2 separate regions of the Homo sapiens genome follow, and region 1 is linked to region 2. A link is an interaction called in ENCODE POLR2A ChIA-PET data of the cell type or tissue named here. Cell type or tissue: PC-9. All regions are shown on one strand. Links, peaks and the distances in the headings refer to the core of each region. The heading gives the core; the rest is flanking DNA.

Region 1 (7,006 bases), core at 1,896-4,395, 57 kb after region 2:
AGGTGCAGTGGCTCACTCCTGTAATCCCAGCACTTTGGGAGGCCAAGATGGGTGGATCACCTGATGTCATGAGTTTGAGGCCAGCTTGGCCAACATAGTGAAACCCCGTCTCTACTAAAAATGCAAAAATTAGGTGGGCGTCTGTAATCCCAGCTACTTGGGAGGCTGAGGTGGGAGAATCACTTGAATCCAGGAGGGGGTGGTTGCAGTGAGCCAAGATCAAGGCCACTGCACTCCAGCCTGAGTGACAAAGACAGACTCCATCTCACACACACACAAAAAAGGTAATTTCATGGTATGTAAATTATAATCTCAATAAATTTTTAAAAGCTAGTAAGCAGAAATTACAGGTTTTGGTTTTGTTTTGTTTTTTAAGGTGGAAAGACTGCTCTGGAGTAAAAGAAACCAAAGACACCTAACAGTCAAATGTAATGTGTAAAACTAAATTAGATCCTGGGAATGGTGGAGAGAGGAGGAACAGTTATAAAAGACATTCTAATTGTATGTAAATTATACCTTAATAAGAATGATTTTAAAAATACATCCTCATAGAAAGAGCAGGATTGAAATAGAATTTTTTTTTATTTCTTCAAAAAAAAAAAAAAAAAAAAAAAAAACAGGCCAGGCATGGTGGCTCACACCTGTAATCCCAGCACTTTGGGAGGCCGAGGTGGGCAGATCACCTGAGGTCAGGAGTTCGAGGTCAGCCTGATCAACATAGTGAAACCCCATCTCTACTAAAAATACAAAAATTAGCTGGGCATGGTGGTGCCTCCCAGCTACTTGGCAGGCTGTGGCAGGAGAATCACTTGAACCTAGGAGGTGGAGGTTGCAATGAGCTGAGATTGTGCCATTGCACTCCAGCCTGGGTAACAAGAGCGAAACTCTATCTCAAAAAAAAAATAATAAAAATATGGAATACATGTGTAGAACATGCGGGTTTGTTACATAGGTATATGTGTGCCATGGTGGTTTGCTGCACCTATTAACCCTGAAATAGAATTTTATTTATTTATTTATTTTGAGACAGAGTCTCGCTCTGTTGCCCAGGCTGGGGTGCAATGGTACGATCTTGGCTCACTGCAGCCTTCATCTCCCAGGTTCAAGCGATTTTCCTGCCTCGGCCTCCTGAGTAGCTGGGATTACAGACATGCACCACCATGCCTGGCTAATTTTGTATTTTGAGTAGAGATGGAATTTCACCATGTTGGCCAGGTTGGTCTCGAACTCCTGACCTCAAGTGATCTGCCCACCTCGGCCTCCCAAAGTGCTGAGATTACAGGCATGAGCCACCGTACCTGGACTGAAAAAGAATTTTAAAAAGCAATAAACATAAAAACACATTATAAGAACAAGGGGGAACATCTGACTGTGAACCAGATATTATAGATTTTACAGATTTTCTGAGGTGGAGAAAGGCATTGGCTGACTTTCCCAGAAATAGTTCTTGTGTTCTCAAAGACCCTGAGGCCACACTCTAACCCAGCCTGCTCAACTTGCCTTCTCCTGGGAGCCTGCCTCATAATAGTGGCAATTTCGACCTTTCTTTGCACAATTAGGTTTGTGCTTGCTTCTCACTTTTTCTCAATATGTTTTTAGGGACACAGGTGCTAGAGATTGATGAACACAAAAATTGGAATCATGGGCTGAGCACGCCTGTAATCCCAGCACTTTTGGAGGCCGAGGCAGGAGGATCACCTGAGGTAGGGAGTTCGAGACCAGCCTGACCAACATGGAGAAACCCAGTCTCTACTAAAAATACAAAATTAGCCGGGCATGGTGGCACATGCCTGTAATCCCAACTACTCGGGAGGCTGAGGCAGGAGAATCGCTTGAACCTGGGAGGCGGAGGGTTGCGGTGAGCCGAGATTGCATCATTGCACTCCAGCCTGGGCAACAAGAGCAAAACTTCATCTCAAAAAAAAAAAAAAAAATTGGAATCATGGTTCCCTCTGAAGAGGAAAGAGCGTGCAACTGAAGAGGGCTTGCAAAGGGCATTTCTGGGATACTAGTAGATATGCTGGGGTTCTTTTTATTTCTGGTCTTTAAACTGTATTTTATAGACTTGTGGTAGGCAACTCTTAAAGATGGTCCCTTATCCCCACCTCTATAAATTGGGTTTCATCATGTTGGCAAGGCTGGTCTCGCACTCCTGACCTCGTGATTCACCCGCCTTGGCCTCCCAAAGTTCTGGGATTACAGGCATGAGCCACCATGCCCGGCCGCCTGGGTAATTTTTCTGTTTTTAATATAGACAGAGTTTCACCATGTTGCACAGGCTGGTCTTGAACACCTGGGTTCAAGCGATCTGCCTGCATTGGCCTCCTGGGTGCTGGGATTACGGGCGTGAGCCACCATGCCCAGCCTAGAATATTTGTAAAGGGATCAGAAGGGGTCTATCACACAGTTACTGTGATATTTCTTCTGAGCCTTCTCTGAACCAAGCTTTAGCCTAGGTACTGGGATACACTGGTGAAAAGCTAGACAAATCCCTGCTGGGTGTTTACACACTAACAGAACTGTTCATGCATGTACCATGTGCTAACCACTCTTCTAAGTACTTCATATCTAATCCCCACAACTCTGAGAAGCAGAGTTTTTAGTTTTTTGGTTTTTTTTTTTGAGCTGGAGTCTTGCTCTGTCACCCAAGTCTGGAGTGCAGTGGCACAATCTCCGCTCACTGCAACCTCTGCCTCCCGGGTTCAAGTGATTCTGGTGCCTCTGCCTCCCAAGTAGCTGGGATTACAGGGGCGTGCCACCACGCCCAGCTAATTTTTGTATTTTTAGTAGAGACGGGGTTTCACCATGTTGTCCAGGGTGGTCTCAAACTCCTGATCTCAGGTGATCTGCCTGCCTCAGCTTTCCAAAGCGTTAGGATTACAGGCGTGAGCCACCACGCTGGGGCAAGTATCTTTTTTTTTGTTTGAGACGGAGTCTCTGTCATCCGGGCTGGAGTGCAATGGGGCCAATTTCGGCTCACTGCAACTTCCACCTCCCAGGTTCAAGCGATTCTCCTGCCTCAAGCCTCCTAAGTAGCTGGGATTACAGGCGCATGCCACCATGCCTGGCTAATTTTTGTATTTTTAGTAGAGACGGAGTTTCACCATGTTGGTCAGGCTGGTCTCGAATTCCTGGACTCAGGTGATCCACCCGCCTCAGCCTCCCAAAGTGCTGGGATTACAGGTCTGAGCCACTGTGCCCGGCCCTGAGTATCTTCTTATTCACTGTGTAAGGCGTGGATATATACAGCAAACTCACAGTGTGGTCTAGGCAAACTCCCGCCTCTCAGCTTGTAAGTTTCCTAAGGGTTTCCATGAGAGCCTCCAACCAGCAGAAAAATGATGGGTTTTCCTGGTTACCTTTCTTCCAAGCTCCACTTCTTTCTCAGGGTAGCCATTTGAGACCTTTCTGACCAGGTCAAATCTTACTACACAAGCTGATGCCGCAATACCAGCTTGGCATCTGACTCACTTTCCTTTTTCTTTTTTTTTTGAGACAGCATTTTGCTCTTTTGCCCAGGCTGGAGTGCAATGGTGCGGTCTCGGCTCACTGCAATGTCCACGTCCGCAGTAGCTGGGATTACAGGCTAATTTTTTGTATTTTTAGTAGAGACGTAGTTTCACCACGTTGGTCAGGCTGGTTGCTAACTCCTGACCTCAGGTGATCCACCCGCCTTGGCCTCCCAAAGTGCTGGGATTACAGGCATGAGCCACCATGCCTGGCCCGGCCTTCCTTTCAAAAGGTCTGTTGAGGGAGGAAATTGTCTACTTTGGCACATAATTATCTTCCCAGTGGTTGGGCATGGTGGCTCACACCTGTAACCCAAGCACATTGGGAAATGGAGGCAGGAGGATTGCTTGAGGCCAGTTTTTTGTTTTTTTCTTTGAGACAAGAGTCTCACTCTGTCACCCAGGCTGGAGTGCAGTGGCATGATCTTGGCTCACTGCAAGCTCTGCCTCCCAGGTTCACACCATTCTCCTGTCTCAGCCTCCCAGGTAGCTGGGACTACAGGCACCTGCCACCATGCCCGGCTAACTTTTTGTATTTTTAGTAGAGACAGGGTTTCACTGTGTTAGCCAGGATGGTCTCCATCTCCTGACCCCGTGACCCGCTCACCTCAGACTCCGAAGGTGCTGGGATTTCAAGTGTGAGACACCGTGCCCGGCCGAGGCCAGTTTTTCAGACTAACCTGGACAACATAGCAAGACTTTTTTTTTTTGATACTGGGTCTTTCTCTGTCACCCAGCTGGAGTGCTACCACAGCTCACTGCACCCTCGACCTCCCAGGCACAAGGGATCCTCCCACCTCAGACACCTGAGTAGCTGGGACCACAGGCATATGCATCCACATCCAGCTTTCTTTTTTGAGACAAAGTCTCACTCTTGTCCCCCAGGCTGGAGTGCAATGGCCCAATCTCAGCTCACCGCAACCTCCACCTCCCAGGTTCAAGGATTCTCCTGCCTCAGCCTACCAAGTAGCTAGGATTACAGGTGCCTGCCACTATGCCTGGCTAATTTTTTTTTGTATTTTTAGTAGAGATGAGGTTTCACCAGGTTGGCCAGGCTGGTCTCAAACTCCTGACCTCAGGTGATCCGTCCACCTCGGCCTCCCAAAGTGCTGGGATTACAGGAGTGAGCCACCACACCTGGCATCCCAGCTTATTTTCTTATTTGTAGAGTCAGGGTCCCCCTATATTGCCCAGGCTGGTCTCAAACTCCTTGGCTCAAGGTCCTCAGGCCTTGGCCTCCCGAAGTGCCGGGATTACAGGTATGAGACACCACAGCCGGACCTTTTTTTTTTTTGGGACAGAGTCTCTCATATTCTGTCTCCCAGGCTGGAGTGCAGTGGCACGATCTTGGCTCATTGTGCTTTCTGGTTTCAAGCAGTTCTCCTGCCTCAGCCTCCCAAATAGCTGGGATTACAGAAATGCACCACCATGACCATGTAATTTTTGCATATTTAATAGATGGAGTTTCTCTACGTTGGCCAGGCTGGTCTCAAACTACTGACCTCAGGTAATCTGCCTGCCTTGGCCTCCCGAAGTGCTGGGATTACCGAGGCCCGGCCCAAGTATTGAACTCTAATACCAGATGTCAGGGATCACGCTGGGCACTGGAGAAATTAAAAAAAAAAAAAAAAAAGGAATGGGGCTGGACGCGGTGGCTCACGCCTGAAATCCTAGCACTTTGGGAGCCCAAGGCGGGCGGATTACCTGAGGTCTGTTTGAGACCAGCCTGGCCATGAACATGGTAAACCCCTACTCTACTAAAAATACAAAAAATTAGCTGGGTGTGGTGGCATACACCTGTAATCCCAGCTACTCTGGAAGCTGAGACAGGAGAATCGTTTGAACCTGGGAGGCAGAGGATGCAGTGAGTGGAGATAGTGCCATTGCACTCCAGCCTGGGCAACAAGAGCCAAACTGTCTCAAATAAAAAAGAAAAAAAAAGTTAAATACTTGGATGAATAAAAGCAGTTAATGACAACGTGGTGAGGCTATTCTGTTAATTAATGGAATAAGAAATACTAGGGATAATGAAAAGATGTTTGATGTTTATTTCCACCTTGCACTCAGGTCTGAGCCACAAGTACATTAAGACATTGAATGGTATCACCCAGGGAATACGTAACCAGACAACACACAAGACTGAGATGCACAAGTGGTGGTGGTGGTAATTCACGCAGAAGGAACCAGACAGTAAAACAAAAATTGCCCAACACACCAAATGATCAAATCCGCCACCTCTAGGATAGGCAAACTTGATTGCTGGGTTAAGAACCCTAGAGGTCTGTTAAGGTGGGCAGAGAAGGGGTTTTCTCAGCTTAGATTGTCCTGACATCTAACTGCCAGCAAGCACTGTACATATAATTTCCTGAGAAACCAAGTCCTTAGTGGGAAGGGTATCCCTTTGACCAGATCTTATGGCTTAAATTGGTCAGGTTTGCAAAACCTCAAAGCCTCCATAACCAAAGCTAGGGAGAGGCTCTATATGCTACAAGCAGTACCTCCTCACTGCAGGTAGTCTGCGCCTTAACCCTCTGCAGGGAGACTGACTGTAGCACCAAGTACCTGGCTTTTTAGACTCTACATAGGAATTCCACCATAATTAAGATGTATAAACTTGACCTACAGCCTAAAGCCCAATATGCTTCCCTCAAGAACATCAACAGTGTTCAAGCTTAGCTTTGTTACAGAAAATGAGGTAGGGTGCGGTGGCTCACATCTGTAATCTCAGCAGTTTGGGAGGCCAAGGCAGGCGCATCAGCTGAGGTCAAGAGTTTGAGACCAGCCTGGTCAAAATGATGAAACCCCATCTATACTAAAAATACAAAAATTAGCTGGGCATGGTGGCACACGCCCATTATCCCAGCTACTCAGGAGGCTGAGGCACTAGAATCACTTGAACCCAGGAGGCGGAGGCTGCAGTGAGCTGAGATCACGCCACTGCATTCCAGGGGAAAAAAAAAAAAAAAAAACCGCAACAGATGTCTCAATTTTTGACATTAGTCATCTTGAAGAACACCTCTAAATGCATGAACTCACTGCAGACTGACCCAACCTCTTAATTCTGGCTCCTTGCTTTTCCTGCCTCTGCCTACCTTTGAGACACAAGATCTGTGAACACCCAGGCTGTACAGTGGCATGATAATAGCTCACTCTAGGCTCAAGCAATCCTCCCACGTCAGCCTCCAGATCAGCTAGGACTAGGCATGCACCACCAGGCCAGGCTAATTATTTTTTGTAGAGACAGCGTCTCACTATGTTGCCCAGGCTGATCTTGACTCCTACCCTCAGGTGGTCTTCTGCCTCAGGTAATACATTACAGACAGTGAGCCACCATGCCCAGTTGCTGCCTACATTTTCAATATTCCACTCAACAAACATTGACACTTCCTGGGACTGGAAAGTAAAAAAAATCTAAGTACTGTGTAGAATTAAGCAAACAAGTGATGTTTCAGAAGTAACCCATTACTGCTTAAAATAAAGCCTACATCAACACTCTT
Region 2 (7,006 bases), core at 2,689-5,188:
GGCATAATCTCAGCTCACTGCAACCTCCACCTCCCAGATTCAAGCAATTCTCTTGCCTCAGCTTCCTGCATAGCTGGGACTACAGGTGTGCGCCACCATGCCCAGCTAATTTTTTTTGTATGTTTAGTACAGACTGGGTTTCACCATGTTGGTCAGGCTGGTTTTGAACTCCTGACCTCAGGTGATCTGCCCACCTTGGCCTCCCAAAGTGCTAGGATTACAGGCGTGAGCCACCGTGTCCAGCCTGTTTTTATTAATCTTTCTTAAATGTATGTATAGCTCAAATTTATTTCAATGTTTAATATTAGAAGCTTTTTGGGTCTTTATTTAGAAGTTTGGTAATGTTTTTGTGACCAGAAATATGCTGTAGGAACTTAACTCTTGTTTATATCAATTACCCTGTCAACCTGAAAAAAAAAGACACTAGAAAAAAATTAACTCTAAATATGTTGGGTGTTGGGTTTACTCTGGAATAGAAATAAGGATTATAATCTAGAGTGCAGCTGGGCGCAGTGGCTCACATCTGTAATCCCACCACTTTGAAAGGCTGAGGTGGGCAGATCACCTGAGGTCAGGAGTTCGAGATCAGCCTGGCCAACATAGCGAAACCCCGTCTCTACTAAAAATACAAAAAAAAATTAGCCAGGCATGGTGGCATGCGCCTGTAATCCCAGCTACTTGGGAGGCTGAGGTAGGAGAATCGCTTGAATCTGGGAGGCAGAGATTGCAGTCAGCCAAGATCGCGCCACTGCAGTCCAGCCTGGGCGACAGAGTGAGACTCTGTCTCAAAAAAAAAAAAAAAAAAGAAAAGAAAGAAATCTAGAGTGCATGAAATGGCAAGCTACAAGTGCATTTAGTGAGGGAAGGGTGAGGGGAGCTTTTATTAGCAAAAAGAGATTACATAAGCTGCTTGGAAACAGAGTTCATCACTTCCAGAGGTTCAAAGCCAGAGTTGTCAGTTCCTTGGTGGAGATGCAAGTGTTCTTTCAAGAACATCTTAACCGAATTACTGAAATCCTAAAGAATGTCTAGTGATAAACCTTATCAAAGCAGGAGATTTGTGAAGGATATGAAAGGATTTTTAGAAAGTCCTTGGAAACAGTTCTTATTTCAGATATGCAAGCATGAGCCTCCTCTCCTTCAGACCTTCCTGGTCCTACTTTGCCTGGGTCTGAGAAAAGTGATTTCTTCCTGGTATCTCTAACTTTCACAAGCCTATGATAAAATTGGTTTTGTTAAAAACCAATTTAACTTAAAGTTCCATTTCCAAGAACCTATCAATGACATTAAGTGAGGACTTATATTCTAACCCTCTTCATTTATGGCAAGCTAAGAAATTTTGTACTTGGAATGACAAAGGCATTTCCTTATTTTTAGATCTTCTCTTCACTGACTACAAGTAAAATATGAAGAGCCTCAGAATATTGTTTAAAACAGTGTTCCCGGCTGGGCACAGTGGCTCATGCCTGTAATCCCAGCACTTTGGGAGGCCGAGGAGGGCAGATCACAAGGTCACAAGATTGAGACCATCCTGGCCAACATGGTGAAACTCTGTCTCTACTAAAAATACGAAAATTAGCTGGGCATGGTGGTGTGTGCCTGTAGTCCCAGCTACTCAGGAGGCTGAGGCAGGAGAATCGCTTGAACCCAGGAGGCAGAAGTTGCAGTGAGTTGACATCGCACCACTGCATTCCAGCGTGACACAGCAAGCCTCCGTCTCAAAAAACAAAACAAAACTAAAAACAGGGTTCCCCAATTCCTGGGCCACAGACCAGTACTGGGTCCTTGGCCTATAACAGAAAGTAAGCAGCCAACGAGTGAACATTACTGCCTGAGTTCCCACTGGTTCCACCTCCTGTCAGATCAACAGTGGCATTAGATTCTCATAGGAGCACAAACCCTATTGTGAACTTTGCATTCAATGGATCTAGGTTGTGTGCTCTGTATGAGAATCTAATGCCTGATGATCTGTCACTGTCTTCCATCCTCCCTGAGATGGGACTGTCTAATTGCAGGAAAACAAGCTCAGGGCTCCCACTGACTCTACATTATGATGAATTGTACAATTATTTCATTATATATCACAATGTAATAATAATAAATTGCACAATAAATGTAATGCGTTTGAATCATCCCCAAACCATCCCCCCGCCTAGGACATGGAAAATTTGTCTTCCATGAAATCGGTCCCTGGTGCCAAAAACATTGGAGACTGCTAGTTTAAAAAGAGTAAATTATACCTGTAATCCCAGCAATTTGGGAGGCTGAGGCAGGTGGATTACCTGAGCTCAGGAGTTGAAGACCAGGCTAATATGGTAAAACCCTATCTCTACGAAAAAAAAAAAAAATTAGCCAGGCATGGTGGCACATGCCTGTAGTCCTAGCTACTTGGGAGCCTGAAGCAGGGCGATCACTTGAACCCAGGAGACTAGAGGTTGCAGTGAGCTGAGATTGCGCCACTGCACTCCAGACTGGGTGACAGAGTAAGACTCCATCTCAAAAAAATAAATAAATAAAGTAAATTATAAATAAGTAGGTCTTTTTTTTTATATAAACAGATGCCCACAGATGTTGGCATTCTATACACTATTCTATGTCTTTTTTTCTTTTTTTAGTCTAACTTTAAAATAGATAATACATTTGCATGGTTCAAAATTGAAATAACAGGTCAGGCACGATGGCTCACACCTGCAATCCAAACACTTTGGGAGGCTGAGGCAGGTGGATCACTTGAGGTCAGGAGTTCAAGACCAGCATGGCCAACATGGCAAAACCCATCTCTACTAAAAATTTTTTTAAAAGTAGCTGGGCATGGTGGCAGGTGCCTATAATCCCAGCTATTCAGGAGGCTGAGGTGGGAGAATTGCTGGAACCCAGGAGGCAGAGGTTGCAGTGAGCAGAGATCGTACCACTGCACTCCACCCTGGGCAACAGAGTGGGACTCTGTCTCCAAAAAAATAATAAATAAAATATAAAATAAAATAATAAATAATAATTGAAATAACATAAAATGGAGATTGAGAAATCTTGATCCTAACTCTGTCTCTATCCATCCTCTTCGTTACCATGAGTAGCATTTGCCTTGGACAGTCCCATTTTGTCTGTTGTCTCAGTATGCCATCAGTTTAGCATTTGTCCCAGATTTTTCAGTCTTTACAAGGTAATATGATTTTTACTTTTACTAGAATAAGCAGGGATTAGCTTACTAGACCTCTACTTTGTATTCCTAGCTTGTCATGGTCTAGTATTGTGCTCAATGAACAGAGTTCTCGCTTGAACACCTGGTTAAATTTGAAAAAAGACCAGCAATGACGTCCCTGTGCTTGACCCTCCCAAACTCAATATAACATTTTCCTCTCAAGTCAGCATGGACAGCACTTGCTGACAAAACAGTGCACTTGGAGTGGCTGGGAAGAGCTCATTCCTTCTGTAGTTGTGGTGGTTGGAGAAGTTTTTCAGGCTGCTATCTGGGATCAGTAATAAATGATAGGCTAGTGATGTATGAACCATGTACAGAGAGAATTCTAAACGTTCTTGCTACAACTATTTTACCACTTATTGTATGGTAGAAATCTATATTTGTTATTTGATAATTTTTTTATTTTGCAATAAGCCCTTTCTTCAATAATGAGCTTAAAAGGTGTCTAAAAAAATACCTAAGTGAATACTGAATTTCCATTTCTGTGTATAACCTGCACAAATTTTTTGTTGACATTTACTATCAATGCCATATCAAGATCAATAACCAGGCTGGGCGTGGTGGCTTACACCTGTAATCCCAGCACTTTGGGAAGCCAAGGCTGGTGGATCACTTGAGGTCAGGAATTCAAGACCAGCCTGGCCAACATGGTGAAAACCCATCTATACTAAAAATACAAAAATTAGCTAGGTGTGGTGGCAGGCGCCTGTAATCCCAGCTGCTCAGGAGGCTGAGGCAGGAGAATCACTTGAGCCCAGGAGGCAGAGGTTGCAGTAAGCCAAGATCACGCCACTGCAATCCAGCTTGGGTGACAGGGCGAGATTCTGTCTCAAAAAATAAAAAGATCAATAACCACAGGAAATCCAGTAGACATAAATTTTCTGTAGAAGTTTCTGCATCTACTTCAAAATTTAGCAATTATCTTAAATAAACATTACCCAGAGGCCAGGCACAGTGACTCATGTCTGTAATCCCAGCACTTTGGGAGGCTGAGGCGGGTGGATCACTTGAGGTCAGGAGTTCAAGACTAGCCTGGCCAACATGGTGAAATCCCATCTCTACTAAAAATACAAAAATTACCTGGGCATAGTGGCGGGTGCCTGTAATCCCAGCTATTTGGGAGGCTGAGGCGGGAGAACCACTTGAACCCAGGAGGCAGACATTGAGTGAGCTGAGATTGTGCCACTGCACTCCAGCCTGGGTGACAGAGCAAAACTCTGTCTCAAAAAAAAAAAAATTACCCAGAGACAATGATTTAATTAATACAATTAATACAGAAGGTACACTTACAAATCACTCTGTGAAGCAAGACTTTTTACTTAAATAAATTGACTGTTTTTAATTAATTTCACTCATCTTCTCATCTTCAATTCAGAGTTTTCTTATGCCCATACAAAAAGTGAAGCCACGGCTCTTAATATGCAGACTAGACTAGATATATGTTACTACATAGAACTTCCAGTTATGTGATGCCAGTTTTATCAGTAACATATTCAGGTTCAAATAGAAAAATTGACTTCATTAATTCTGGTAAGTTTCAAATTTTTCACTCAATTCTTTTAATCAGTGTTGAAGTAAAACAATCTGATATTTTAATGTTACTATGAAATTAGTTTAAAAGTCCAACAATTCTGGAACGTGTCGGGGAAGCATTGCAGGGACGGAAAGCATTAGGAAAAAGATCTAATGCATGCTGGCCTTAATACCTAGGCTATGGGTTGATTTGTGCAGCAAACCATCATGGCACATGTTTATCTATGCAACAAACCTGCACATTCTGCACATGTACCCAGGAACTTAAAAAAAATTTTTTTTAAGTTCAACAATTAAAATTGTATTTGTGATAATACAAAGTTGGGTGGAGCAGATCATGGTAATACAAAAATGTATTTAATGAATTAGGAAATCAATGGAGGATAAATGTACTTGGAATTGGATGTAGTGTACATATAATTCATAATAATGTCCAAGCAAGCTGTTTTATTTTACCAACTAAAATAGAAGATGTAGTAGCCAAATTTTAACAAGTTTTGAGTAACTAACCTACAAAATTGCTGTGATAAAGTAGATGTTGAATCTAAAAAGCACTTCGGCTCACACCTGCAATCTCAGCACTTTGGGAGGCTTAACTGGGAGGAACGCTTGAGGCCAGCCTGCCTGGGCAACATAGCAAGACTTCATCTATATAAAAGAAATTTTTTTGTAATTAGCTAGCATTGTGGCAGGCATCTGTAGTCCTAGCTAATTGGGAGGCTTAGGCAGGAGAATCATGTGAGCCCAGGACTTCAAGGCAGCAGAGAGCTATGATTGCACCACTGCACTCCAGCCTGGGCAACAGAGAGAGACCCTGTCTCAAAAAAAAATAATAATAAAAATAAATAAATTTTTAAAAAGCACTTCAGCATGGCAGGTTTTGCCCATCATCCTTTTTAGAAATGTTTAAGCCTTTGAAAATCAACCTATCCTATACTGAAATTTTTGATAAATGAAGCCTCTAAATTTTGGTAGTATTTTATTGATTGATTGATTGATTGATTAAGGAGTTTCACTCTTGTTGCCCAGGCTGGAGTCCAAGGGTGTGATCTCAGCTCACTGCAACCTCCGCCTCCCGGGTTCAAGCGATTCTCCTGCCTCAGCCTCCTGAGTAGCTGGGATTGGAGACGTCCACCACAACGCCCAGCTAATTTTTTGTATTTTTAGTAGAGATGAGGTTTCACCATGTTGGCCAGGCTGGTCTCCAACTCCTGACCTCAGATGAGCCACTTGCGCCCAGCTGATAGTATTTTATTTAAAATCAATTGGGAACCTTTCATCTGAGCATTGAATGAATAGAATGATAAGAAACTTCGGCCAGGCACGGTGGCTCATGCCTGTGATCCCAAGCACTTTGAGAGGCCACGGCAGGTGGATCACGAGGTCAGGAGTTCGAGACCAGCCTGGTCAAGAGACCAGCCTGGCCAATATGGTGAAACCTTGCCTCTACTAAAAATACAAAAATTAGCTGGGCATGGTGGTGGGTGTCTGTAATCCCAGCTACTTGGGAGGCTGAGGCAGGAGAATTGCTTGAACCCAGGAGGTGGAGGTTGGAGTGAGCTGAGATTGAAACATTGCACTCCAGCCTGGGTGACAGAGTGAGACTCCGACTCTGAAAAAAAAAAAAAGAAAGAAACTTCAGGCCGGGAGCAGTGGCTCAGGCTTGTAATCCCAGCACTTCAGGAGGCCAAGGCAGGCAGATTACTTGAGGTCAGGAGTTCAAGACCAGCCTGGCCAACATAGTGAAACCCAGTCTTTCTTAAAAATACAAAAATTAGCCAGGCACAGTGGCAGGCACCTGTAATTCCAGCTACTCAGGAGGCTGAGGCAGGAGAATTGCTTCAACCTGGGAGGTGGAGGTTGCCGTGAGCTGATACCATGCCACTGCACTTCAGCCTGGGTGACAGAGTGAGACTCCATCTAAAAGAAAAAAAAAAAAGGAAAGAAAGAAACTTCGGTTTATGAGCCCTTACTAAGTTGCAAAGTGTTGAGAGCAATACTTGCAAACAGGAAGACATTAGACTTGATCCCTAGCAGGGAAAGCTTGAAAAAATAATGATAAATCACTCTGAAATACCTTGGCTTATGGAAAAAATCTTGTAATGCAACTTTTTTTTTTTTTTTTTTTTGAGACAGGTCTTACTCTGTCACCAGGCAGGGGTGCAGTGGCACGATCTTGGCTCACTGCAGCCTCAACCTCCTAGGCTCAGGTGATTTTCCCACCTCAGCCTCCAGGGTAGCTGGGACTATAGGCAGGGACCACCACCACACCCA

Evidence for each region. Peaks named below come from ENCODE experiments on the same cell type or tissue, not always from the same donor. Only the 100,000 strongest peaks of a DNase experiment are listed, where the experiment ranks them.
Region 1: POLR2A ChIA-PET joins it to region 2 with 13 read pairs; 12 of 35 experiments call an interaction of 5 or more read pairs at or near these places.

The regions. Positions count from the first base shown.
Region 1 is chr7:44,801,646-44,808,651 of GRCh38, reverse strand. It overlaps PPIA (peptidylprolyl isomerase A), which reads right to left. Exons shown (of 5, transcript NM_021130.5): 5 at 5,535-7,006. Among named protein-coding and RNA genes, the nearest start is that of PPIA, 8.5 kb to the right of the region's middle. In PC-9, for the core only: no CTCF peak of the experiment used is centred there; a DNase peak (open chromatin) is centred at 3,451; H3K27ac peaks cover 1,407 bases.
Region 2 is chr7:44,859,265-44,866,270 of GRCh38, reverse strand. No RefSeq gene overlaps it. Among named protein-coding and RNA genes, the nearest start is that of H2AZ2-DT, 14 kb to the right of the region's middle. In PC-9, for the core only: no CTCF peak of the experiment used is centred there; a DNase peak (open chromatin) is centred at 4,100.